Linked DNA regions of Homo sapiens: region 1 is linked to region 2. Evidence: chromatin loops called from intact Hi-C (ENCODE). Cell type or tissue: dorsolateral prefrontal cortex. All regions are shown on one strand. Each heading gives the region's core, and the rest is flanking DNA. Links, peaks and the distances in the headings are about the cores only.

Region 1 (7,294 bases), core at 1,003-3,502, 130 kb after region 2:
AAAAAACAAAAAGGTTCTCACCTATCTTTCACTAAGCTCATCTTTTTCACACGTATGTCAAATCTGTGCACAAACTTTTTTTCATTAAAAAAGGGCTAAAACTGTGTAGTCACTTATAGAAAAATTTTACAGGAAAAAGGAGGACTGATCACTTGATGAGAACCTTTGTGGAGATGCCAGTTTAGATTTGTTCAATGGACTTACCAAAGTAAGAGTACCCAGATAATCACCCACTCTAAAGGTCCGATAAAATGAAACCTAAATATTTTGTTTAATATTCAATAATGTCATTCGGGATTTATAATCTCCTATTTTCAGCGCCGGGCGCAGTAGGTCATGCCTGTAATCCCAGCACTTTGGGAGGCCAAGGCAGACAGATCACTTGAAGTCAGGAGTTTGAGACCAGCCTGGCCAATGTGGTGAAACCCCGTCTCCACTAAAAGCGATTACAGGCGCATACCACCACACCTTAGCCAGGCTGTAATCCCACTACTTGGGAGGCTGAGGCAGGAGAATCACTTTTAAACTGGGAGATGGAGGTTGCCGTGAGCTGAGATCGTGCCACTGCACTCCAGAGCAGAGCCTGGGTGACAGAGCCAGACTCTGTCTCAAAAAAAAAAAAAAAAAAATACACACACACACACACACACATATATACATACATATATGTATGTATTTTTTTTCCTATTTTCAACTGCCATACAGAGATACAACACTATCCTGTTGTCAGACACTTTGGGATGGTACAGCTACCAACCTTAGAAGCTTTTGGATTTGATTCTTTTAAAATATATCCTCCTTGAAAACAAGTTTCACTCTGATACACTTGCTGCAAAGATCTATATCTATAATAGCTGTCCTACAAAATTCTGTCACTTCCTCCTAATACAAGCTTTTGTTTATGAATAGTACCACTAATCCTTTAAGACCACTGTCAGCTCTCATGAACACACAAGTGTGTTAACATCAGACTTGGTATTGTTTTTCAACAGAAATATCTGGAACACTTTGTAAAACTGGGATCGTCAAAATCAAGCTCTATCAAATCATACTCCCATAAGGTCTGTGTCCTGGCAAATAATACATATATCAATATAAAATAGAAATTAAAATATCAATTTAAAATAGAAATTAAGAAACAATTTTCGTTGTCGTATGTTTCACCTAACACTATCAGGCCATGCTAATGTGGCAACAAATTCCATCAACACATCTATCTGCAGCCTAGAAGGATCTCAAGTCAAAAAGCAGACAGCAGTCCTTCTTGGATCCCATTTTATCGCAGGTGGGCTTCCACGTGAGACCAAAACAGTAAATGACAGCGAGACTAAACACATGCTTGCTGTCAGGGCATAAAACTGATCCTAAAAGGAAGGCTCATCAAATATAAGGTCATGAGGCATGGTCACTCAATTTTAGAAGTGTCTTCTAAACCCAAGGAAACATGAAGCAGAGTGCCCCAAGAGTTATCTGTGGTGAACTCATCACCTGCCTTAAGAATTATCAACACCCTGACGTATGCATTGAACTGGTTTGCTTACGACTCACGATTAATCTTATCTTCTTGGCATCTGCCTATTTGTTATCTACTCTTTATATTTTATCCTTCCATGCTCCATAAGGGATTCGCGGGAAGGAGGGAGATCCACCCGCCCGGGGCACGTTCTAGAGAAAGTTAAGTCAAAAGATAATGCAATGATAGCGCTCCGGCCTCTTCCAGGAGGGGCTTGGCAAAGATGGGGACAGAAATGTACAAAGAGACATCAGAAGCTGGGGCACTGTAAGGGGTTCCAAATCAGACAGGGTCGAAGTTCAAGAAGGAGAAGGTCCCTGGTTAGCAAAGCATAGGAGAAGGAATTTGGAGAAGATAAGAGTGAACAGGCTTGAAGTGGCATTGGACCAGCAGAAAATATCACAACGCAAAGTCAACGACCCCGTCCCCTGAAGCTATTGCCTGTCTTACCAGAGCCTGAAGTGCCAGCAGCGACGACACGACAGAATCTCAGCGGCCGAAGGGTTCCCACTTCCGACTCAGCACAGCAACCGGAAGTTACGTCATCAACAAGCGCCGGGGCATGTGGAAGTTCATCTCCGCGCCGGAAGCACGGTGTGCAGGCTCACCGGGGGGAACGGCGCGCAAATAGTCCTACAGCGCATGCGCTAGCTTGTTAGGGGCGGGCTGGAGGCGGGCAGGAAGTGGCAAGAAGTGGCCTTGGCATCGGATTGTGGGGGCTGGAGTTGGCCCACCTGGCAGTGCGCTTTGGAGTATAGAATATGAGGCTGGGTTTTGGAAATCAGCGTACCGAGGGCAGATAAAACTCTGTGATCCCTGGCTCTGCTCGCAACCTCTGTTGGGGGTCTGCTCTCTTATTTTCCCACCAGTCCTAGACCTTTTTGAAGCAGCTTCTGTTACTCTCTATTATTCAAAGGGATAACACTAACAGCAATAACAACTACAAGTTTGTTATTGTTGTGCTGTCTTTGGAGCAATCTTTGGAGTGTGCTATCTTTGATTGGATTTCAGTTTTCTTATCTGTAAAGTGGAGACAGTATACATCCTACAAGGTTGTTTTGAGATACACATAGATGGCCAGGCACAGTGGCTCACGCCTTGTAGTCCCAGCACTTTGGGAGGCTGAGACGGGCGGGTCACGAGGGCAAGAGATCGGGATACACATAAATAATAGAAGCAGCATAATTTTCAAGAGTTAAAAGCGCTGTGCAAGTGAAAATTCACAGATTGAGAGAAAATAGTTGCAACTCATATATCTGATAAAGGATTCATCTCTAGAATATGTAAAGAACTACAAGAACGAAAAACCCCCAAACAGTTCAGTTCAAAAAAGGGCAAAGGACTTGAATAGACATTTCTCCAAAGAAGATACATTCCAAGAGAATGACTATCCACTTGGTATCTGTGGGGGATTTGTTTCAGGACCCCCTTGGGTACCAAAATCCAAGGATGCTCAAGTTCCTTACATAAAATGATGCAGTATTTGCATATAACCTATGCACATCCTCCTGTGTCATCCTAGAGATGACTAAGTCATCTCTAGATCACTTATAATACCTAATACAACATAAATCTAAATAGTGTTGTATTGTTTAGGGAATAATGACAAAAAGTCTGTACATGTTCAATACAGATGAAATTTGTTTTGGAATATTTCCAATTCATGGTTGGTTGAAGCCACAGATGCAGAGCCCACAGATATGGAAGGCCAACTGTACAAATGGTGGATAAGCATATGAAAGAGTGCTCAACACCACTAGTCTTTAGGGAAATGAAAAAAAAAATCATGAGATACCACTTAATACCTACTAGGATGGCTACTATAAAAAAAAAGGAAAGTAATTGTTGGCAGATGTGGAGAAATTGAAACCGTATGCGTTGCTGATGGCAATGTTAAATAGTCCAGACTTTTTGGAAAAACAGTTTGATGATTCCTCAAAAAGTTAAACATAGTATAACCACATGATCAAGCAATTCCGCTTTGATATAGATGTTCAAAATAACTGAAAGCAGGAACTCAGATACTTGTATACATATATTTACAGTAGCACTATTCATAATAACCAAAAGGTAGAAATAACCCAGAATGTTCATTAACAGATGAATGCATAAACAAAATATGGTATATAGCTACAGATGACTTATTCAGCCTTGAAAAAGAATGAAGTTCTGATACACGCTGAAACATTGATGAACCTTGAAAACGTTATGCTAACTGAAACGAGCCAGACAGAAAGGACTAAATAGTGTATGATTCAGTTTATATGTGGTACACAGAATAGGCACATTCCTTGAGAGAGAAAGTATAATAGAGGTCACCAGGGATTGGAGGGAGAGGCGAATGGGAGTTATTGTCTAATGGGTACCAAGTTTCTGTTTAGGAGGATGAAAAATTTCTGAAATGGGTAGTGATGATGGCTACACATTGTGGATATATTTAATGCCATTGAATGGTACACTTAAAAATAGTTAAAATGGGGTTGGGTGCAGTGGCTCATGCCTGTAATTCCAGCACTATGGGAAGCCGAGGTGGACAGATCACTTGAAGTCAGGAGTTCAAGACCAGCCTGGTCAACATGGTGAAACCCTGTCTCTACTAAGAATACAAAAATTAGCTGATCATGTGGATGTGCGCCTGTAATCTCAGCTACTTGGGAGGCTGAGGCAGGAGAATCGCTTGAACTTGGGAGGCAGAGGTTGCAGTGAGCCGAGATCGTGCCACTGCGCTAGAGTGCCTGGATGACAGAGTGAGACTCTGTCTCAAAAAAAAAAAAAAAAAAGGTTAAAATGGTAAATTTTAGGTTACATATCTTTTACCACACACACACAAAAAGCCCTGGGCAATCTTTGTGTGCCTACCACTGTTCTAGTTCCTAAGGATACCATAGTGAAAAAACGTAAGTGTTTTCCTTCTTGGAGCTTATAATCTGGCGAGTGGGGTTGTAACAGCATTTAAAATTAATGGACGCAAAATGAATCATTCAATAATATTTCTGGAATAGCTGGGTAACTATCTGTATTTAAAGTTGGTTACTACATTAGATCTGATGCTAAAATCAATTCGAGATGGGTCAAAGATATAAATGCATAAAATAAAACCATAAAAATGCTAGAGGAATTCATGGGGGAACTTTTAAAAAAGGATAATTTTAAAATGGAGAAAGACTTTCTAAATATGAAACGTAACCTAGAGACCATAGGAGACCAGTGAATTATACTACATGCAAATAATTGTAAAGTGTGCGTGAAAAACTAACCAATGTGTTTTTTAAAGCAAAGTTAAAAAACACATAAAGTTGGAAAAAGACTTGCAACTAATATCACAAAAGACCTAGTTTCCCAAATATGTAAGGGGTTAGTGTAAGTCAATAAGAAAAAGACCAAAGATGTGAACTTATGTATCATGAGAAGGAAAAACAAATGGTTTACTCCAGTTTTTTTTTTTTTTTTTTTTTTTTGAGACGGAGTTTCACTCTTGTTGTCCAGGCTAGAGTGCAATGGTGCAATCTTAGCTCACTGCAGCCTCCACCTCCCAGGTTCAAGCAATTCTCCTGCCTCAGCCTCCTGAGTAGCTGGGTTTACAGGCACCCACCACCACACCCAGCTAATTTTTTGTATTTTTAGTAGAGACAGGGTTTTGCCATGTTGGCTGGGCTGGTCTCAAACTACTGGCCTCAGGTGATCCACCTGCCTTGGCCTCCCGAAGTGTTGGGATTACAGGTATGAGCCACCACACCTAGCCTCCAATTTTTAATAAGAAAAATGTAAACTAAAATTATAGTGAGAAGCCATTCAGTTTGGCATGATTCAAAAGTTTAATAATACACTGTTGGAACATGTATGGAGTAACAGGCACTTTTGTTTGTTGTTATTGGTAGTGTATATTGGTACAACCTGGCTGGGCACAGTGGCTCACACCTGTAATCCCAGCACTTTGGGAGGATGAGATGGGAGGATCACTTGACCCCAAGAGTTTGAGACTGGCCTGGGCAACATAGTGAGACCCTCTCTCTATAAAAAAAATTAAGCAATTAGCTGGATATTGTGGCACACGCCTGAAATCTCAGCTACTCAGGAGGCTGAGGTGGGAGGATTGCTTGAGCCTGGGCAGTCGAGGCTGCAGTGAGCCAATGTTGTGCCACTGCACTCCAGCCTTAGCAACAGAGCAAGACCCTGTCATATATACGTATATGTGTGTATGCGTATACACACACATATATGTGTGTATGCGTATACACACACATATATGTGTGTATACGTATATACACACTTGTGTATATACGTATATACACACGTGTGTATATATGTATATGTGTATCTACGTATATACACGTATACGTATATGTGTATATGTGTATATGTGTAGATACACATATATGTATGTGTATATGTGTATATGTGTATATATACATATATGTATATGTGTATATATACATATATGTATATGTGTATATATACATATATGTATATGTGTATATATACATATGTGTATATATACATATATGTATATGTGTATATATACATATGTGTATATATGTGTATATGTGTATATATACATATGTGTATATGTGTATATATACATATGTGTATATATACATGTGTATATGTGTATATATACATGTGTATATGTGTATATATACATATACATATATGTATATATACATATACGTATATGTGTATATATACACATATACGTATATGTGTATATATACATATATGTATATGTGTATATATGTATATATGTGTATATATGCATATATGTATATGTGTATATATGTGTATATATGCATATATGTATATGTGTATATATGTATATATGTGTATATATGCATATATGTATATATGCATATATGCATACATGTATATGTATATATATGTATATGTGTATATACACTTGTGTGTGTGTACGTGTTTACAACTGCTATTTGGCAATAGTTAATAAAATTACAAATGCAAATACAAGTGCCCAACAATTCAATTTATTTGTGTTTGTTACAAATAGTCTTATGTATGTTCAAAATCACATTTATTGTTAGAGCTAAAACCATAAAGCTGTAAAAAGTATAAAAAGAAGACAGGAGAAAATCTTTGTAACTGTGGGTTTGGTAAAGATTTATTAGACATGATACCAAAAGCACAATATATAGAAGAAAAAATCAATAAAATGTACTTCAAAATTCAAACCTTTTGCACTTCAAAAGACACCATTAAGAAAAACAAACCACAGATTGGTAGAAAATATTTCCAAATCATATATCTGATAAAGGACTTATATCAAAAACATATGCAACCCAATAGTAAGAAGACAAACAAATAAGTCAACTTAAAAATGGGCAAAAGATTTGATACACATTTCACTAAAAATATATGAATGGTTAATAAACACAAGACAGGACACTCAGCATGGTTAGTATCTAGGGAAATGCAAATTAAGGCCATAATAAAATACCATATTAAATCCATAGAATGGCTATATTAAAATACAGTTACGGGCCTGGCGCGGTGGCTCACACCTGTAATCCCAGCACTTTGGGAGGTCAAGGCGGGTGGATCGCCTGAGGTCAGGAATTGGAGACCAGCCTGGCCAACATGGTGAAACCCTGTCTCTACTAAGTACACAAATACTAGATACACAAATACTAAATACACAAAAAATGAGCTGGGCGTGGTGGCATGTGCCTGTAGTCTCAGCTACTCGGGAGGCCAAGGCAAGAGAATCGCTTGAACCCAGGAGGTGGAGGTTGCAGTGAGCTGAGATCGCGCCACTGCACTCCAGCCTGG
Region 2 (2,500 bases), core at 1-2,500:
ACCCAACACCTATTACTTAGTACCCCATTTCACATTTACTGGCAAGTAAGTACAGCACACAATTATGAGTTTAAATTTCCTCATACATTATTTACTCCCAATTAAAGCATTGAGATAGATTTATTTCCTGCCAAAGGCACTCAGTGATGAGTATTCATATTAGGTAGATTTGACTTATTTTTGGAATTTTATTCAACATCATGTTTTCTGCTATAGTCCCAAAATTAAAACACAAAATAGGCAACTGATTACACCCAATTAAATGCTAAAGACAGACTAAGTAAAAAGAGAAATAATATAGATACAAAATCTTAACTGGAAGACAGAAATACAAATCAAGAAAGAAAGCAATACTCTAAGCACAGTCATCCTTGGTTTCCATGGGGGATTGGTTCCAGGACCCCCAGAGGATACCAAAGTCCATGGATGCCCAAGTCCCTAGACAAAATGGTGCAGCATTTGCATATAACAAAATGCACATCCTCCCATATAGTTTTTTTTTTTTTTTTTTTTTGAGATGGAGTCTCACTGTGTCACCCAGGCTGGAGTGACAGACTGCACCACAGGCTGGAGTGGCTCACTGCAACCTCTGCCTCCAAAGTTCAAGCGATTTTCCTCCCTCAGCCTCCCAAGTAGCTGGGACTACAGGTGCCCACCACCACACCTGGCTAATTTTTTGTATTTTTAGTAGAGATGGGGTTTCACCATGTTGGCTCAGGCTGGTCTCGAACTCCTGGCTTCAAGTGATCCGCCCACCATATACTTTAAATTATCTCTAGATTACTTATCATACCTAATACAATGTAAATAGTTGTTATACTGTATTGTTTAGGAAATAATGACAAGAAAAAGTCTGTTCACATAGAGTACAGAGGCAACTACTCATTTTTTCCCAGATACATTCAATCCAAGGTTGGTTGAGTCCAGGGATACAGAACCCACTGATACAGAGGCCCAGCTGTAGTTCTATTACCAAGTTTTGTACCTTTGTAGCCTGATGTTGCCTTCCACAAACGTGACAGAATTTGCAACGACGACAACACCAATTTTCCAGCTGGTCCTCCAGAGGGCGCTCGTTCTCCTCTAAACAAAACTTGTGGAAGGGCTCACAACAGACTTGGCAATACACAAACTATAGTAAGAACATGGGAAGATAGAAGTATGTCAAATAATATGTAGAAAAACATAATCAACCATACCCTTCTTATATACTTTGGGTTTTAGTAGTCCACTGGCATATATTTAATTCAATACATATTCATTAAGCAATGACTATGTAAAAAAGTACAGTATTGGACACTGCGGGAGATTCAGAGTACTAAAGTGGTAATACCAGTGGAAATAGAAAGTAACAAAATAAATATAATACAAGATTTAACAGAACATGCTAAGTGACCTAAGAGTGGTATAAACAAAGAGCTATGGGAATATAAAGGAGTGGGGTGGGGGAAATAGGGAGGGTTTAAACGTTTTCTGTAATATACGAAACAGTTGTAAGGTCTGGTTTGTCCTTTCCATTTGTAATTTTATTTTTTTAATTGTTTTAATTTTTATTTATTTATTTTTTTGAGACGGAGTCTCGCTGTCGCCCAGGCTGGGGTGCAGTGGTGCGATCTCGACTCACTGCAACCTCCGCCTCCTGGGTTCAAGCGATTCTCCAGCCTCAGTCTCCTGAGTAGCTGGGATCACAGGCGCGTGCCACCACACCTGGCTAATTTTTTGTATTTTTAGTAGAGATGGGGTTTCACTGTGTTAGCGAGGATGGTCTCAATCTCCTGACCTTGTGATCTGCCTGCCTCGGCCTCCCAAAGTGCTGGGATTATAGGCGTGAGCCACCACGCCCAGCCTCCATTTCTAATTTTAGAAATAAGTTATTTTCATATTGATATAGGATTTTCAAAAATACTAACTAGGATAATCCAGAATTTTCTTTTGCCATAAAGGAATTATTGGGACAATTGGTCAAACCTAAATAAGGCCTATAGATCAGATAATAGTAATGTACCAGTGTGTTAATTTCCTGATTTGGTAATTATACCATGGTTAAATACGAGAACGTCCTTGATTTTTAAAAATATACACTAAAATATTTAGAGGTAAAATGGTTTATGTCTGCAACTTGTTCTCAAATTTTTAGATACATGTGTATCTACAGGTAAAATGTGTATATGTATTTTATTTGTTATTTTGTAAAATATATACACACAGAGAAACATATTAACACTTAGGGAATTTGGGTGAGGGGTACTTAGAATTCTCTGTACAACTCATAGTTTTTTTGTAAGTCTGAAATCATGTCAACATAAAAAGTTTAAAAAATTCGCATGGAGGAGAGTTTATCAAGCACTGGTCATGCTTTAGGAGTGCAGTGCAGGCAGCATGCTATTCTCTAATTTATATTTTAGGAACCCTGTGAGATTGCTATGTACAACTATAAAGAATTTAGATCAGAACAATTATACCCTGAAAAAAAATCTGTTTAATCCCAGAAGTTGAAGGA

Evidence for each region. A loop is a pair of places that touch in the nucleus more often than their neighbours do. Peaks named below come from ENCODE experiments on the same cell type or tissue, not always from the same donor. Only the 100,000 strongest peaks of a DNase experiment are listed, where the experiment ranks them.
Region 1: a loop joins it to region 2, with 9 times the contacts of the local background. A loop is called at or near these places in 14 of 110 quality-filtered maps.

What each region holds. Positions count from the first base shown.
Region 1 is chr11:118,354,344-118,361,637 of GRCh38, reverse strand. It overlaps UBE4A (ubiquitination factor E4A), which reads right to left and starts at 2,038. Exons shown (of 20, transcript NM_001204077.2): 1 at 1,964-2,038. It overlaps CD3G (CD3 gamma subunit of T-cell receptor complex), which reads right to left. Exons shown (of 7, transcript NM_000073.3): 7 at 6,477-7,294. RefSeq lists an enhancer at 2,032-2,101. In dorsolateral prefrontal cortex, for the core only: a CTCF peak has its summit at 2,047; DNase peaks (open chromatin) are centred at 1,677 and 2,067; H3K4me3 peaks cover 1,663 bases; H3K27ac peaks cover 932 bases.
Region 2 is chr11:118,487,246-118,489,745 of GRCh38, reverse strand. It overlaps KMT2A (lysine methyltransferase 2A), which reads right to left. Exons shown (of 36, transcript NM_001197104.2): 11 at 986-1,132. Among named protein-coding and RNA genes, the nearest start is that of TTC36, 39 kb to the left of the region's middle. RefSeq lists a silencer at 1,529-1,757. In dorsolateral prefrontal cortex, for the core only: CTCF peaks have their summits at 879 and 1,083 (motif pointing right); a DNase peak (open chromatin) is centred at 1,065.